Regions from separate parts of the Homo sapiens genome. Here region 2 is linked to region 1. A link is an interaction called in ENCODE POLR2A ChIA-PET data of the cell type or tissue named here. Cell type or tissue: PC-9. All regions are shown on one strand.

Evidence for each region. ChIA-PET counts read pairs that join two places held together with the same protein. Peaks named below come from ENCODE experiments on the same cell type or tissue, not always from the same donor. Only the 100,000 strongest peaks of a DNase experiment are listed, where the experiment ranks them.
Region 2: POLR2A ChIA-PET joins it to region 1 with 10 read pairs; 2 of 35 experiments call an interaction of 5 or more read pairs at or near these places.

The regions. Positions count from the first base shown.
Region 1 is chr14:55,115,921-55,123,920 of GRCh38, forward strand. It overlaps LOC124903319, which reads left to right and starts at 6,930. Exons shown (of 3, transcript XM_047432036.1): 1 at 6,930-7,279. The coding sequence starts at 7,135. In PC-9, no CTCF peak of the experiment used is centred here; DNase peaks (open chromatin) are centred at 4,881, 6,381, 6,861 and 7,341; H3K4me3 peaks cover 677 bases; H3K27ac peaks cover 3,793 bases.
Region 2 is chr14:54,679,700-54,687,699 of GRCh38, forward strand. All of the region lies in intron 2 of SAMD4A (sterile alpha motif domain containing 4A), which reads left to right. It overlaps SAMD4A-AS1 (SAMD4A antisense RNA 1), which reads right to left. Exons shown (of 3, transcript NR_187163.1): 1 at 7,601-8,000; 2 at 6,038-6,176; 3 at 3,995-5,302. Among named protein-coding and RNA genes, the nearest start is that of SAMD4A-AS1, 4.2 kb to the right of the region's middle. In PC-9, no CTCF peak of the experiment used is centred here; a DNase peak (open chromatin) is centred at 4,582; H3K27ac peaks cover 1,092 bases.

The DNA.
Region 1 (8,000 bases):
GGACTTAAAGTATACTAAAAAAAAAAAAAAAAAGAAGAAGAAGAAGAAAGTACTCTATGGAACCCATTGCTTGTCATCCATCTGGCACCAAAACCTAAACTCTGAATGATACCAAACTACCACCAAGGTCTCTAAGGCACAGATGCAAATTCTCTCTCCTCCTGGGACCTAGCACAGTGCTTGCACAGAGCAGGCCTTGACAGGTTTTTGTTGGGTAGAATTGCAAAGGGATTATCGTCGTTATCATCCCATGGATAACACTGTTTGCTTCTCTGTCTTCATGGGTGACTTTTTTTGTGTCCTGGGCCTGAACTGTCTTCTAAATACTAGAGCTCTGTGGCCGGTTATGTTAATATTCTGATTTCATTAACCTAAATGCATTTCTAGATGAAAGCCTTGATACGCAGCTTCAACAACTGGTGCCAGTGTGAACTGGCAAGCCAGCAGCATTACTGTGCTGTTGTCTTTCATCCCAGAGCCCTTGAGGAGCAGTGAGAACTCAGTACTGTGGTGAAACATTACCTATGAAGAGTCATGAGACTTGCTTCCTTCTGGTGCAGAAGAAACTGTTACCAAGCAAGGGTTGTAGAAGCCAATACTGTGGCAATGGCTTTTGAGATAAGAAAAAACCTTATCACCAGTTGACTGGCAAGGACACAGGAGGCAACATTCAACTCTGTCGCCGGGATCTGGGTGGTTGGGTCAAACTTTTGTGGCATTTCTAACTAGTCCCAGTCCCCCATGGCAGCCAGTCTGCTATGCAGGTGGTGCTAACAATGAGGAGGCTAAACTCTTCCCATGGCACGTACCAGGGCAATTTTGACTGTGTGACATGGTCGAAGGTGAGGCTGAACACCCTAACAGCTGTTCAGCTGTTGCTGTAACAACTTAGGCAATGGTTAATTGGTTTGATCCGGTCCCATGGTTACAAAACCAGCACTGTTATTTTTCTTTTCATGCACTCCAGATATGCCATAAACGTTCCAGTCCCTCCCACCAACGTGTCAAGGGGCTCAGTTGCTGAGTGCGTCCATTCAAGGAGCAGTGTCAGGAGAAAGCTGAGTCCTGGGCTGGAGCTGCTGCATCTGTGTGGCTCCCACTGTCATTTCGGCAGCCCTGAAACAGGTGGGGGAAGCTGGCTGGGGTCTGTTTGGAGCAGCATACTCTTGGGGTGAACAGGGAACATTTGACTGCCAGGAAAAGGGTGTAAAACACTTTCCCTTGGTAATCTCTCCATGAGCATCGGTTATTCAGAATCCATAAGTCCTGCTTATTCATTAACACTCACTAAAAGCTCCTTTGCTAACCCAGAAGCAGAGGGAAGGCTGGCCCATTCCACTTTTGAGGCACAAGGTATACTAAAAAAAAAAAAAAAAAAAGTACAAATGGGCCGGGCACGGTAGCTCATGCCTGTACTGCCAGCACTTTGGGAGGCTGGGGTGGGTGGATCACTTGAGGTCAGGAGTTCAAGACCAGCCTGGCCAACATGGTGAAACCCCATCTCTACTAAAAATAAAAATTAAAAAAAATAGCCGGGCATGGTGGCACATGCCTGTAATCCCAGCTACTTGGGAGGCTGAGGCAGGAGAATCACTTGAACCTGGGAGGCAGAGGTTGCAATGAGCCAAGATCACGCCACTGTACTTCAGCCTGGGCAACAGAGCAAGATTCCATCTCAAAAAACTTTTTTTTTAAAGTACAAAGGGCTAAACAACATTTTTAAATTGTGGTTTATTTTAATGTTTATTTTTAAAATTAAAATTGTATAATGAATATTGCCTTTCCCTCCTGTAGGTATACCTCTGCGTCTGAGTTCATAACCTCACTTTCAGATAGCTCAAAAGCCCATATTTGAGGCCCTTTATGGATATGGTGACTGGATCTATCCCCACCCATGGCTGGTCCCTTGTCCCCATCCCCCATCAGCTCCCTTGCCATGTCATGATGCTCAGAGGGCTGAACTGTGGTTTATTACGTGTGTCTTAGACTAATGCCAGACTATCCACCTCCTGCGCAACCACGGAGGAGACTCCCTTTGACTTCAAATTGAGCCTGGAGCTTTGATCTGCCCTGAGAGGCTCACACTCAGATGCAGGACTCTGTTGTGGTCTGAGGCAACTCTTCTAGGTTGGGAAAGCCTTTCCTGCCCAGCCGACAGTAAACCATGCTATTTGGCTTAAGTTATATCTATGGTTTCCCCACATGCATTAGAACTGTGGGGAACACCCTCTATGTATATGCTTGGACATGCTCATCTGTAGCAATAGGGAAAGAAGGGATTCCCCAGGGAACCTCTTTTGCTTGGCCACATGATAAACTCCTCTAAAGCCACAGAGTCAGGAATAGGAGGTGCCGTGATGTCCAAACACAGAAGCACATGATCTGATTTCCATTGTGATAATATGAGGAACTGCCAGCGCCCTTTTTTTAAAACAACAAAGAGACCTAACCCACAATACGAATAGATTTACCAGATTTTGGTTTTAGGAAACAATGGATATGAGGGACTCATTTCTTTGGAATCTGCTTCTTCTACAGCTTGGTGTTTCGGGGGGACCCAAACTGGGGCCTCCCACAAGGCCAACCGAAGTCTGAGGCAAAACCTTGCTGGATTTCCTTACTAAGACCTTTTCTCTAAGAATTTCAAATTTGTTTTGAGAGAGTTAAGGAGTTAGCACTTCCCTGACAACACTTAAGAAGAAAAGGGCTTCCATTTCTTCTGGTAGTAGAAGATCTGAGCCCTGTGGCCTGTTCTGTGTCCTTGGTGGTGGATTGATTCCTGCCCCAGGGTTCACTGACAGCTGAAAATGTGAAGGGACGCTGAGGAACAGGGAGTGATGCAGTTAGAGGGAGCTCTCTAAAGAACTTGGTAACCCAGAAATTCTTCATGTGTAAAAATGCCTACCCATCCCAAAAAGCCGATAAGAAGGAGCAGGCAAAATAACAGAGTCTCTAATATTGCTAAAGGAATAAAAATACTTTTTTTTCACATCAATTTCATCTTAATTACAAAGATGCATGAATGTGATGACGTAGCTGTCACTATCGTGTTTCCTGGCACACAGCTATGTTATTTTGTTTCCTTACAGGCTTGTAGCAAAGGAAAAAACATTAAAAAAATTTTAAGTCTCAAGGGGAAAAAAGACACAAGTGGAAGGAACATTTTTTTCTTCAGACCAGTTCACACTTGCATTTGAAAAAGTAGCACATCTCTTAACATATTTATCTTAGGAAGCTTCCACCCCGCCCAGGAGAAATGCTAGAAATTATGGCTAGTTACTTTGTGTTTATCTTGGGTATTAGCTCTTGAAAGAAGAGAAAATTATAATGGAAGTACCTGTCTATTATTAATTACTGAGCTTCAGAAATCCTGTCACATGACTTCTAGTGTGTCTTTCTAAAGGAAATAATGACCATGGCCTTCCCTTCCTTACTTTGCCTTTAAGAATGAAAATTCTGGTGTAGCTTTTATATGAATTCTGGGGAATTTGATCATGACTATAGCAGTTCCTTCACTCCTGTTCCCACCACCCTCTTTCTCACCAACTAAAGGTGATTTTCTCCATCTCCTGCCATCAAGGACATTGGCAGACTGGGCAAAGTGGTGCACAGGAGTTTGAGGCTGCAGTGAGCTATGATTACACCACCGCACTCCAGCCTGGGCCACCGAGAAAGACCCTGTCTCTAAATAAATAGAACATCGACGCTGGTGACTCCTTCATATCTAGGAAAAAGAGATGTTCTGGCATTTATTCACTTTATTTGGCATGTATTCATTTAGTGCCTGGTATTTTGCTAGGCACTGGGGATAAAAGAGTGACCAAAAAAGGACAGAGCCCTATTATTAAGTGGTAAGAATCATACCAATAAATATGAAATGACACTCTGACAAATCCTATTCTTTCCAAGGAGAAATCCTGCTTGTTCTTAACTCATTCCTTCCTAACCTTCTTGTCCCTCTGCAACTGCAGCCTTAACCTGTTCACCTGATCCTTCCTCCCAATCAGCAACATGCTCTGGTTTCCCCTTTTAACCCTGCCTCCAAATAGTCTTACCTTCCTCACCTTCTTTTTAGCCAACAAACCATGTAAGTTGGTACCCACTGGCTTTCTCCAACCTACTGGAAATTCTGTCTCAGGACTGGCCACAAAGGCCTCGCCATTACTGAATCCTCACCGCAGCCTTCACTGTGGCTCCTGATCTCTCCACTGTGTCTAACGCCCTGACTGCCTCCACCTGGAAAAGTTCTTCCCCCATCAGACAAGCCTCTCTTCTTTCTCCTTACACCACATAGGGACTGGTGTTCCCCAGGTTCCAGTCTTGGCCCTGTTCTGTCTTCTGTCCATTCTGGGAGATGGCACTGAGTTTCAAGCCTTCAATGGCACTCTCCCCTACACCTCCAATTTGAGTTTCTCCTGAGCTCAGACCCATGTTTTCATGTCAGCCATTATTCTTGAATGCCCTGTTGGACTTCAAATCTGAAGATGTGCAAAACAAACCTCATGGTTTTCCCTCCCAACCCAGTCTTTCTCTGTTCTCCGTCACCATCCACAGCATGGCTTTCCATTCAGGGACCCATAGCAGAAACTTCCAAGTTATCTGTGACTACATTTTTTTTTTCACCTTATTGGGACATTCTGTCTGCCATTGTGTTCACCTGAAAATGTCTGTCACAATGAGAGATGACAAATAGGTTTCATCTAATGTACCAGCTGTGACTGATTGGCAAGTGGCTGCCTGGAGCACTGTGTTGAGAAAGATTCTGAGGCAGCATCTGACCTCAGCAAGAAAAAGTAGCGTGATTTGTTATCACCTCTGCCTTGGGTGGTGGAAGGCATGCCAGGCATTTGCCATCTGGCTGCAAACTTCACCAGTAAGCAAATGGAGATAAGCTCCTCCGGGTCCCATCGCCACTGCCCTGGGTTCTCTCTTAAGAGTGTTGCAATAACCTCTCTTGGTCTTCTCCTTTCTGTCTCTCTTCCCCTTCCCCACCCAGCCCTTGCATTATCCCTCTAGGGCAAATTTCTCCTACTGGGTTAAAGCACATGGCATTAAAGGCCATTGCGAATGTGACTACAGCACCCCTCCCTTCCTCCAAACGTCCCATGTGCTCCCGGATCAGGTAGTAGGGCATTGTGGTTCACAGCATGGACTCGAGGCCTTCCTGCCTGGTTTCAAACCCCAAATCTGACACTTACCAGTTGTGTGACCCTGATTAAGTTATTTGACTCTCTGTGACTCTGTTTTCTCAGCAGCAAAATGAGAAGATCTACCTTATAGGTTTGTTGTGAGCATTAAATGAGTTAAAGTATAGAAAATGCCCAGAATATCTGCAGGCATATGATAAACCGAATGTCAATGTTCAGTCTTATTGCTACCACACCCGCACCCTAATCCTCATTGGCTTTGATCAGGCTGTTTCCACGGGCCTGCCCCACCTTTCCCAACTCTCAGGAAGAATGAAGTGTTCCTCGCGTTGTCCTTCCATAGCACGGGTAATATTCCTCTACTCCAGCAGTTATTGCATTGTACTGGGGTTAGTTGTTCATGTGTGTGTCTGATCCAACAGTTGGGGGATCCTTGGGGGCAGGGAACATGTCTTTCCTACTTTTGTGTCCTCTACTTCTTTTTTTTTTTTTTTTTTGAGACGGACTCTCGATCTGTTGCCAGGCTGCAGTGGCGTGATCTTGGCTCACTGCAAACTCTGTCTCCCAGGTTCAAGGGATTCTCCTGCCTCAGCCTCCCTAGTAGCTGGGACTACAGGCACTTGTTACCACGCCTGGCTATTTTTTTTTTTTTTTTTGTATTTTTAGTAGAGACAGGGTTTCACCATGTTGGCCAGGCTGGCCTCGAATTCCTGACCTTGTGATCCGCCCGCCTCGGCCTCCCAAAATGCTGGCATTACAGGCATGAGCCACCGTGCCCAGCCTGTGTCCTCTACTTCTACCAGAGCAGAAGTCTGGAGGACAGTAGATATGATAATGTGTGAATGATGACATGTTAAATAACTGAATGAATGAATGAATTGGCAGCAGAGACAGAACGAGCACTGGGTGCTAATAATGGTTATAGTGGAAACTTGTTTATCTCCAAGGGAGATAATAAACAAAAGTTTACCTCCTGGAATACTATCTCCATAGCAGGTAAATTCTTTCTTGAATACCAGTACATCTCCAGGAATCAGTTACCCAGCTCTGACTTTTCCTTTGCCCCTAGAAAGGGCTTTTGTTAACTTAAATGTAATCGTGCTCATTCTCATCTCTATAAACATAAATTGCACTTTTTATGGCCTATATGGCCTAGTTCCTCCCCCATCTGTAATTCTATGCTAGGTATAGAACAAACAGAAACTTCTTACTCAATTGTAAGACCTCTGACCTTTACTCTCAAAGGACCAGGGGCCAGTAGTGCTGAGGATTTCATGATTGCTGCTAATGATAACGAGGCATTTGGAGAGCTCTGACTTGCAACCTGGATGAGAAAGAATTAGCTCTTTTCTGAAAACTACCTGCCTCATGCTCTTGCTATGATTTAGATTGTGCATTTGTAGTCAATAGACTTCCACAGTTTATAGTAAACAGCCAGACCTAACTACACGTCTCTTAGCTTCTCTGTGAAGTTTGCAACCTTGGTTCTGCCCTTGGCAGAAGCACATGGCACGCCCTTCAAAAGTGCAGAGAGGGGCAAATCCTCCTCCACGTTCCCTGATTTTCTGCACAAACTAGATCTCCCCAGCTCATTCCACAGAGATATTTATGGTTGCTGGCTAGCAGACATATTGAAAATATTCATGGCACGTTGCCAATGTGCAGATCTGGAAGAAACAGGAGCCTGTCAGTCCTGTTCCACCCCACCCTGCCACAGCCCTGGCAAGCCTCATGGGTCAGTTTGCACTGTGAACACTCCCACTTCATTGCAGGCGACGCTTATCAATAGCGGCCCTGGCCTCCTCCCTCTGCTCTCTGTAACATAACAGGCTGGCAGCGCCCAGAGAGGATTTTGACTATTCCAGTTTTAGTAAAAGGCTGGGGGAAATCCATATAAGCAAGTCTATTGTTCTTGGGGAGAAAAAGAGTATGACTTTGGTGTAGAGAAAAGAGGACAGAATCTGCAGAGGGACAGGTAGGAGGCAGGATGACAGTCCTGGAGAATGCCACAGGTGGAGGCCAGAACATGGTGGATCCGGGCAAATCTGAGCTGACAGTGGGCCAGGATGAGCTGCCTCGCAGGGAAGGTGCAGCCCAACCCCAGCTTCCCAGGAAAGACTTCCCCCTGAGTTGTAAGCCAGCAGTGTGGGAATCAGTGGGTGGGCAGTGTGGGATTCAGTGGGGAAATCCTACAACATGAGTCAAATAGCAGTAACCATGGTGACAACACTGAAAGCCAGCTCTCTCTGGCTCACGTCTCCACCAGCACACACACAGGACCCAGCCCTCCACAGTCAGGTGGCCTCCAGTGAGGCCCCATTTGGGTCTATATTCTGTATGAGGGCCCCTTGGTGGCAAGTGACAGAGACAAGCGTCAGCAAGCCTGAGCAGAAAAAGGATGCGAAAAGGGGAGGTGGGCCGGACGCGGTGGCTCACGCCTGCAGTCTCAGCACTTTGGGAGGCTGAGGTGGATGGATTGCTTGAGCCCAGGAGTTCAAGACCAGCCTGGAAAACATGGCGAAACCTCATCTCTACAAAAAATACAAAAATTAACCCGGCATGGTGGCACGCGCTTGTAGTTCCAGCTACGTGGGAGGCAGAGATGGGAGATTCACTTGAGCCCAGGAAGTCAAGGCTGAAGTGAGCCATGATCACGCCACTGCACTCCAGCCTGGGCAACAGAGTGAGACCCTGTCTCCAAAAAAAAAAAAAAAAAAGTGTTGGGGGAAGTTGGGGTTGGATTCCTTGGATTCAGAATCTGAGGAAAAAAAGAGGAAGGGTGTGGGGGCAAGAGCAATACACAAAATCCAAATGCAGATGTGAGACCAGGCCTCAGGAATTTAAATACTGCAG
Region 2 (8,000 bases), 440 kb before region 1:
AGGAAACTGAGGCACAAGAGATTACATTCCCAGAGCTAGAACCAAGTGCTGTGTCCCTGAGGTCCTGTCTGCAATTGGGAGACAACTCTGAACTGACCCCTTTTGCATTCCTGGTCTCTGCACAGTAACTCTTCCCTCTGCTCATCAAATCCATTTCAGAATGTGTATACAGTAATACTTCTGTTTGAAAGTCTTCAAGATTTGACAAGAGGATTCTGTCTGGGCCTAAGATAGGACATGATGGGATAGTGACCTCGAGGATTTGGAAGCCAAATGATCGTGGACAGGTGTGTGCATCAAGAAAAGATGGAGCATGTGTGCTCACAGTCCTACCGGGGCCACACTCCCTTATCTTCAGATCATGGGTGGCTCATGCCCAATTCCCCCCACCATTTATTCCCTTGTTGTGTCTGTTGGAAAAATCTCACAGGCTTGCCTGAGGTCACTACATTTTTCTTTATACAGAAATCTTTTCTTAGGCTTCATGTAGTTGTAGACTAAGAACTATATAAGTGAAAATTAACAGTATTGGTTTTAATACAATTGCCAGATTTTCTATTTGAAAAAAGTCACTGCTCAGAAAATAAAAATTATTAAAACAACCCATGGTGAATTGGGCCTGAATTGCCACTCATTTTTTAACACATCTGCAGTGGAGTTGCTTCTTACCAATGTGGTGTAATTTTCAGGTCTGTTACTGAAAGACAGATTGAGTATGTTTCTGGACTGTGAGTAGATGATGTTTAGGGTTGCAATATGGGTATTGGGGCTATTCTTTTCCTGTGTCATTACTTTTTGATAGGTTTGTTTTAAGAGAAAATTAATGAAATTGAAGTTACTTAAGTTTGGCCGTATTTGTTAAATATCCTTTTCTGAGAAATTGAAAAGTGACTATTAGTTGAAACAAGATCAAGAAACTTCCAGCATATTTCAGCACATTCCTCAGTTTATAATGTTAAGGTTTTAAGAAAGCTTAAAGAAACCAGCATCACTGGTAGTTAAGCGGTTTATATTTTTACTGTATTTTCTTCAGAAGCTTGTTGCCATGTAGAGTAAAAGAAACCTCATGTTAATCTTTTCAGAGGACACTGCCAGTAAGAGTGTTGTTATTGTTAGATAATCATAATGGTATGTTCTGGAGTCTCTTCTCCCCTCACTCGACACACCCGATTCACTCCCACCCTGCCAGCGGAGCCAGAGAGAGAAGAATAAAGCAGGATCTTATTTGCTTTCAGAATTTGATTCTGTATTGCTTTGGAGACATGCTGGGATTTGTTCTTAAACTATTATTAAATTTCTAATGTCCGTCAAGGTTTAGATTCCTTTGTAAGAGAACCAAGAACGTAAGTGAAACTGTAAGGCTTCGCTGTGCAGACCTTTCTTCCAGCAAGCATCAGCTTAACCTCAGCAGTGAACCGATGGGGGACCAGCTGTTGGGCTGGGAACCAGGAGTAAGGCTGCAGAAAGACCCCCCCTCCAGCCCCCCAGCCCCCCAACCCCCCAACCGTGTGTCACTTCACCACGATGAGCCTCAGTTTCCTCACCACAGTCCCACTTGTCTTGCATTTGAGATGTGATAATGTTTAGAAAGAGATCTTGCCCACTTTTGAAAAAAGTACTCCACAGATGATAGATACTAATCAGACATGAAAGCAGAGATTAAATAGGTAAATGTGATTGTGTGTGTGTGTATTGATCATTATGCTCATGAGACACTGATTATTTTACTTTATTTATTTTTCTTTTTGGAGATGCGGACTCGCTCTGTTACCCAGGCTGGAGTATAGTGGCATGATCATGGCTCATAGCAGCCTTGAACTCCCTGACTCAAGCAATTCTACCACCTTGGCCTCCTGAGTAACTGGGACTACAGGCATGCACTACTATGCCCAGCTAATTTTTAAAAATCTTCTATAGAGATGGTATCTCCCTATGTTACCCAGGCTGGTCTCAAACTCCTGGGTTTAAGTGATCCTCCCACTTTGGCCTCCTAAAGTACTGGGATTACAGGTGTGAGCCACCACGCCCTGCCTTTTAGAAAACTTTTTTATTTTAATTAGTTTTTTGATGGAGCCCCAAATGAAAAATATGCAGGGAGATGAGTTTAGCAGGGCTTAAGTTCAAACAAAGTAAGAATTGGAACTCTCCCAAAAGATAAGCGGTTTAAGTAAGCTGTGACAGACCACTGCTCTGGAGGATGGAAAGATTTATGACTGCCGCAATATCCCACTTTAGGAGGAAATGCAGAGCCATTGAAGACAGACCACAAAATAATTATGCTGTCATAACATGCAGTACCTGGGTCTAGGACTGGCCTTACAGAGTGTTAAGGATGAATATTATGAACATGTGCCTGAGGTAGGTATTTCATTAGTGTGTGACTCAGGAATCTCCGGATCCCTGTTCTTATCCCACAATGTTTGGGGTTGTGGCCTTTAATGTTTGGGATTGTGGGGAGTCTGCTGTGTGCACAGAAGAATCTTGAGGTATGAGTTTATAGGGGAAGAGTCCATACGTCACATTCCCCTGACTCAAAAAGCAACAGAAGTAGCCAGAACTTGCTCAGTTCCATGTCGGCCTCCTGTCTCTTCTGTTTGATTCCATTTTCACTCCTCTGAGGCCTTTCTATCTTCCCTGAGCCATGCCTGTGTAGGAGGCAGCCACAGAATAATAAGCAGGTTTCCCTGTGGCTGTTGAACACTGGTACCAATGGTAGCCACGTGACAAACACACCACCCCATCTGGGTCCCAAACTCTCAACCAGTGCCCCTCTTTGCACACATCCCATTGAAGGCTCATTTTGTGAATCTGACATTTCCCAGTTCCTGATAACCCTGTTGATAATAATGGTTGCTAATCCTTGTCCATACTGTATTTGAAGCATTTACTTATGCATACCTCAGCTTGTTCCAAAAAGTATTCAAGAGGGGAGTTTCTGAGCACATAATCAAGTCTCCAAGGTGTTCGCTCTGGATCTGCACTCTGACTATGGCTGTGTCCTCAAAACAGTAAAAAGATAATGCAGTGGAAGATGAACATGTACCAAATTAAAGCGTAAAAGGAAATAGAGGCCAAATTCCTACACTATCAACATAGGCCAGCCCTGTTTTTCAGACATTCAGTGACTTATGCAATGCTGTATGTAATAGGCCTGCTGAAAGAAAGGAAATGAATGAACAAGGATAAACATGGGTTTTGGTATTGCTGGTACCTGAATAACCAACCCTGTGTTCCCTGCAGCCAGCATATTGTCCTCTCCCATTGCTGGCTGCCGTGCAGTGCTTCCGTCATGTGCTGCTGGAGGGGGCCCTCCCTGGGAAGCTGAGTGCCCCAAGGGTACCCTGCCTGGGTCTTGAGGGACAGAGTGTGTACTGACACTCTGGGCTTCATGGGCTTGGACTCCATTATATACACGTCTGCAAGATACCAAAGGAGGGCCACCATCTCTCAGTCATCTCCTTTCCAGGTACCCCTGAAGGGGATGAAATAGGGAGTGGCATTGGATCTCAGGACGATCCTTATAGGGATGGCTGAAAATACAGGTGCGAGCCTTTGTGAGGCAGGATAGAGTCTGAGGCACAGGACCATGCCAGGTTAGTGAGAGTCTCCCAGAAGACCCAAGTGGATGGCAGTGATGTCTGGAGCCCAAGGCAGTCACATAGGATTTCTAAGATCATGACTAAAAGGGATAGTTCCAAGAAAGATTGAGGAAAAATGCTGGTCATGAGATCAGGAATCCAGAATGACTTTTTTTCTATCAGATCTATAACCATCCACGATACTTCATGGAGAATCACTCCTGAGCTTGATGTATTCCTGCATCACAACCTGTACCACACAAACTCATCCCCTTCCTGGCAGAGCTCTGAGTATACTCCTCTGTCTCCATAGTTTGGATCAGAAAATGTAGATTCCTTCCTGAGGACCGCCTGTCTCATGAAGGAGGAGGAGAAGGTGGCACAGGAGTCTTTTTAAAAGGATTTTAAGGTGATCATTTGAGCCATAAAGAAACCAAGTTTTTATTCTTCAAGGCAAAAGGCTTTTTCAAGCCAGGTGATGAAAGTCTAAATTGCTCTACACAGAAGAACAGGAGGCACGTCTCCAGATAGATCCAGGTGGGCACAGTCTTAGTGAGGGGTAGATATATGAGATCATCCGTATGGGATCCCAGAAGCCAAAAGACTCACAGGAAAGGGAGTTTTCAAACCCCATCATTTCAAACTCCCAGCAAAATATTGCCATAGAAAAGAGTTTTCCAAAGTCAATCCATTACTGGCTCAGATATTAATAGAAAATCAGGAGTCAAGAAAAGGAAGAAGGTAGAGATTTTAAAGTCAGGCCTGGTTTTAATTTATTTGTGGTTATTCTAACTAGTAAGTGAAACACACTGCCTGTCTGGTGCCCTGTCCCAGGCATAAATTGCTCACCCATCAGAAAGGAATTAATTTTTTTCAAGGGTGCTACCTTAAAGCCATTAGTTTAGCAAATTAACTGATATTCCTAGAAAAGCTCCTTGCTTGTGCCAATAAATATTTACCGAGTTAGTGACACCTCTAACAGCACCCCCAAATCGCTGGGCCACTTCCAAAGGGGGAGCAGCTTACTTTCAGGAAATGGATTACTCACTTGTGGAATGAGACCAACACCCAGGCTACTCAGTTTCAACACACTTTAAAATGCAAAAGGGAACTTTCCTGCCTCAAGCTTTCAAACCTTTTCCAGATGGACCGAGGCGGGTGAGCCCATTGTGGTGCCCAACAGGCCTGGCTTAGGCTGGGGCTGCACACATCTAGCTGTGCCTCCCATCCCTGCCCTGCACACCGTACCATGAAGGGGGTTACAGACTTCCAGTGGGTTGCTGATAAGAGGCATCCCTGAGGGCCTGCCCTGTTTCCATTGGCCAGACACCCCCGCCCCCCCCCCCAACCAGAAACGGGAAACCTATGGAAAGGGCTCAGCTGGGTGCCGCCCCCTCCCCCAGATGCTGTTGTTAGTTTCACTTCTCAGCTGCAGCTGCCCACAGCTGTCTGGGGATGGAGCAGCAGCAAGGTAGTAGGGTGGTGGCATCTTTTTATTCTTCCAGACCTGGGCCTTTGGCCTGGTAGCCAGAGTGGGCAGGCAGCAGGCCTGCTCTGTGCAGCGTTTGACTTGGGGGTTAAGCCGGGTGCCTCAGGGCGGGACCTGGAAGGAGAAGCTGAGCGCAGTCCACCATTCAGTTCTGGGTACCAGGTTTTCAAAGAGGCATTAAGTGTAGCCAGAGGAGGGTGGCCAGGAAGCTGCAGGGGCCTGGAAATCATACCACCTAAAGATTGTTAGAAAAAACTGGAGACTGTTAGCCTGAAAAAGATTTAGGTGAATGGCTGTCTTCCCCTGAAGGGAGAGTAGATTTATCTTTTTGTATTTTTTTATCATAACATAAAATCTGCCATTTTAATCATTTTTAAATATACAGTCCTGTGGCATTAATTATATTCACAATGTTGTGTGACCATCACAGCTATCAATTTCTAGAACTTTATCATCATCCCAAACAGAAACTCTGTTCCCATTAAACAATAACTCCCCATTCTTCCTGCCCCCCCCCCCAGCTCCTGGCAGCCACCATTCTGCTTTCTGACTACTCAAGAGACCTCATACAAGTGGAGTCATACAGCATTTGTCCTTTTGTGTCTAGCTTAATTAACTTAGCACAGTGTCCTTGAGGTCCATCTATGTTATAGCATGCACTGGAATTTCCTTCCTTGTTGAGGCTGAAGAGGATTCCATTGGATGTATATTCCGCATGTTGTTTACCTATTCATCTGTTGATGGACATTTGGGTTGCTTCCACCTTATGACTTGTGAATAATGCTACTGTGAACATTGGTACGCTAGTACTTGTTCGTAGATTTTTTTTCTTTGTGGTTTCAGAAAAACTGATCTTAGCCAAATGGTTAGAAGTTGCAGAGAAGCTGATTGTGGCTTTAGTAACCCCAGCTCTCTTCAGTGGTGGAAAGGCTCCCCATGGTTGGGAGTGGTGTGTGGTAAGAACACTTACAACCAGAACAGAGAGAACCAGAAAATCTCTGAGGTCCCTTCCATCTCCAGAATTCCATGATTTTCAGGCAGATTGAGGTATGCATCCGAAGGGTAACATCTGGAGAAAAAGGAAGTGGTGTCAGATCAGCTTCAGTTTCCTGAGGAAGAAAAGAGGGAATTGGGATGTTAAATTATCTACCAGTCAGGAGAGGTTACTTGCTAAACTATCTCTGGCCTGGACTTGACAACAGAAAGTGATGCTCCTGTGAAGCTCATACAAAGGTCCTATGTAGTCTCAGGGAGATCTTTCTAAGCTCCAGCGAAAGCTTTCTTGTACTCTAGCTTCCTGGGGGATAGGGTGGTGAGTCCAGCTTTCTCAGCACAAATCCCTCATGTCTGCCTAGAAAGAAGGGATGCCTTTAGAGGACCTGAGCCCTGTCTCCATGCAGGTTATTCTGAATGTGGGTGAGGGAGTGGGTGAGGATGGGGAGTGCTGGGTTGGGAAGTTTCAGGAGTGAATATCAGCTGAGGTGGGGATGCCCTGGCTCCCAACACAATTAGCTTCATTCTGCTACAGTTGGGGGTTTTCTTATCATTAGTCGGGAAGGCCTAGCCAGAGAATTCCAGTATTCCAGAGCAAGTTTAATTGTGGGTGATTTCATTCTGCCCTTTTTATGTCGCAGCCAGGGGCTTGCGTCATATAACAGTGAATTCAGGGAGATTTTTATTTGCATGTGAATCATAGCTTTTCCAGCTGAATGTCACTTACTTGGAATTTTTGTCTGATTTTGTTTTTGTTTTTGTCTCTTGGTGTTTTTCCATCGGGCTCTTTGGCTAACCAGAAAAAAAAAAAATAGAGGAAGGGCTCAATCTGACTGAAACAGGGTTTGAGTTGGCAACTCAAAAGGAGAGTATTATGAATGTGAAAAAAAGAAAACGGATGCTTTATTTTGCTTTGAGGGAGGGACCGAAGCCAAGTCAAATTGAGAGCTCTAATTTGGGAATAGTGTTATTACAGGTCATTGGGAGTTGGTTACGCGCTAAATTGGGAGGCCAGTCACATGAGGAGGCAGCAGAGGCAGATCACATGGGGGACAGTTGGGGCCCTTTTATAATGAAATTTTGTTTTATTTACTACACAGTTGAAATGTACTTATGTCATTTTGAGAAACCAAGTCACCTTATTGGCTGGGAGTTGCTCCCTGCCCTGGCCCATCAGTTGTTTGATAAATAAGCCAGTTCTTCCAATCTTTGTGCTTTCCGGGGCTTGATTTTGGCAGTGGGATCTGTGCAGTGATTCATGGAGCTGACCCTGTGATAGGGGTTATACATCTGCCCTTCCCCTGACTGACTCCAAGGGGCTTGATCTCTTCTCCTCCAAAGGCTCTACCCATTTTAGACCTCAAGGTCAAGACATACAGAAAACTTCTAACATTATATAAAGAAGTGATGACCTTTGTTTTTTAGATTATCTTCCATTTTCTCAGCACTGTTCCTCTTAATGTCATCTTGCAAAATAAGAAAGAGAAAAGATGGATCCTGCCCCTCCATGGGCAGTTATGAACCAAGTATTTCTTCTTACCTCAAAACTGCAGACTTTGGATGTTCTTGGCATCTCGGGGAGGACCAGGAAGGGTGGTGTGTGGTCAGCTGCTGATTTTCCTTGAAGAATCAAAGTTGGCATTCTTGGTGTCCACAGCCCTGATTAGTTAGCTGTGTTTGAAATAAAAACAAACAAAAAAAGGCAGCCAAAAAACAATATCTAGAATTCAGTTAATTCATTCCCACTGCAAACAAGTTGTGCTCATGCTCCTAAATGGGGTATGTTACTAAGCCGGTGACACAGAGCATCTGGGCCGGCGATGCTTGTGATCGAGGTTAGGAATAGAAGGTGTGTGGAAACTTTCTATAAAAGGCAGCCAGGTCCCCTGGACAAGGGGTCAGGAAGCTTCAGCACTGTTCACGGTGGCACCAGGGCATTA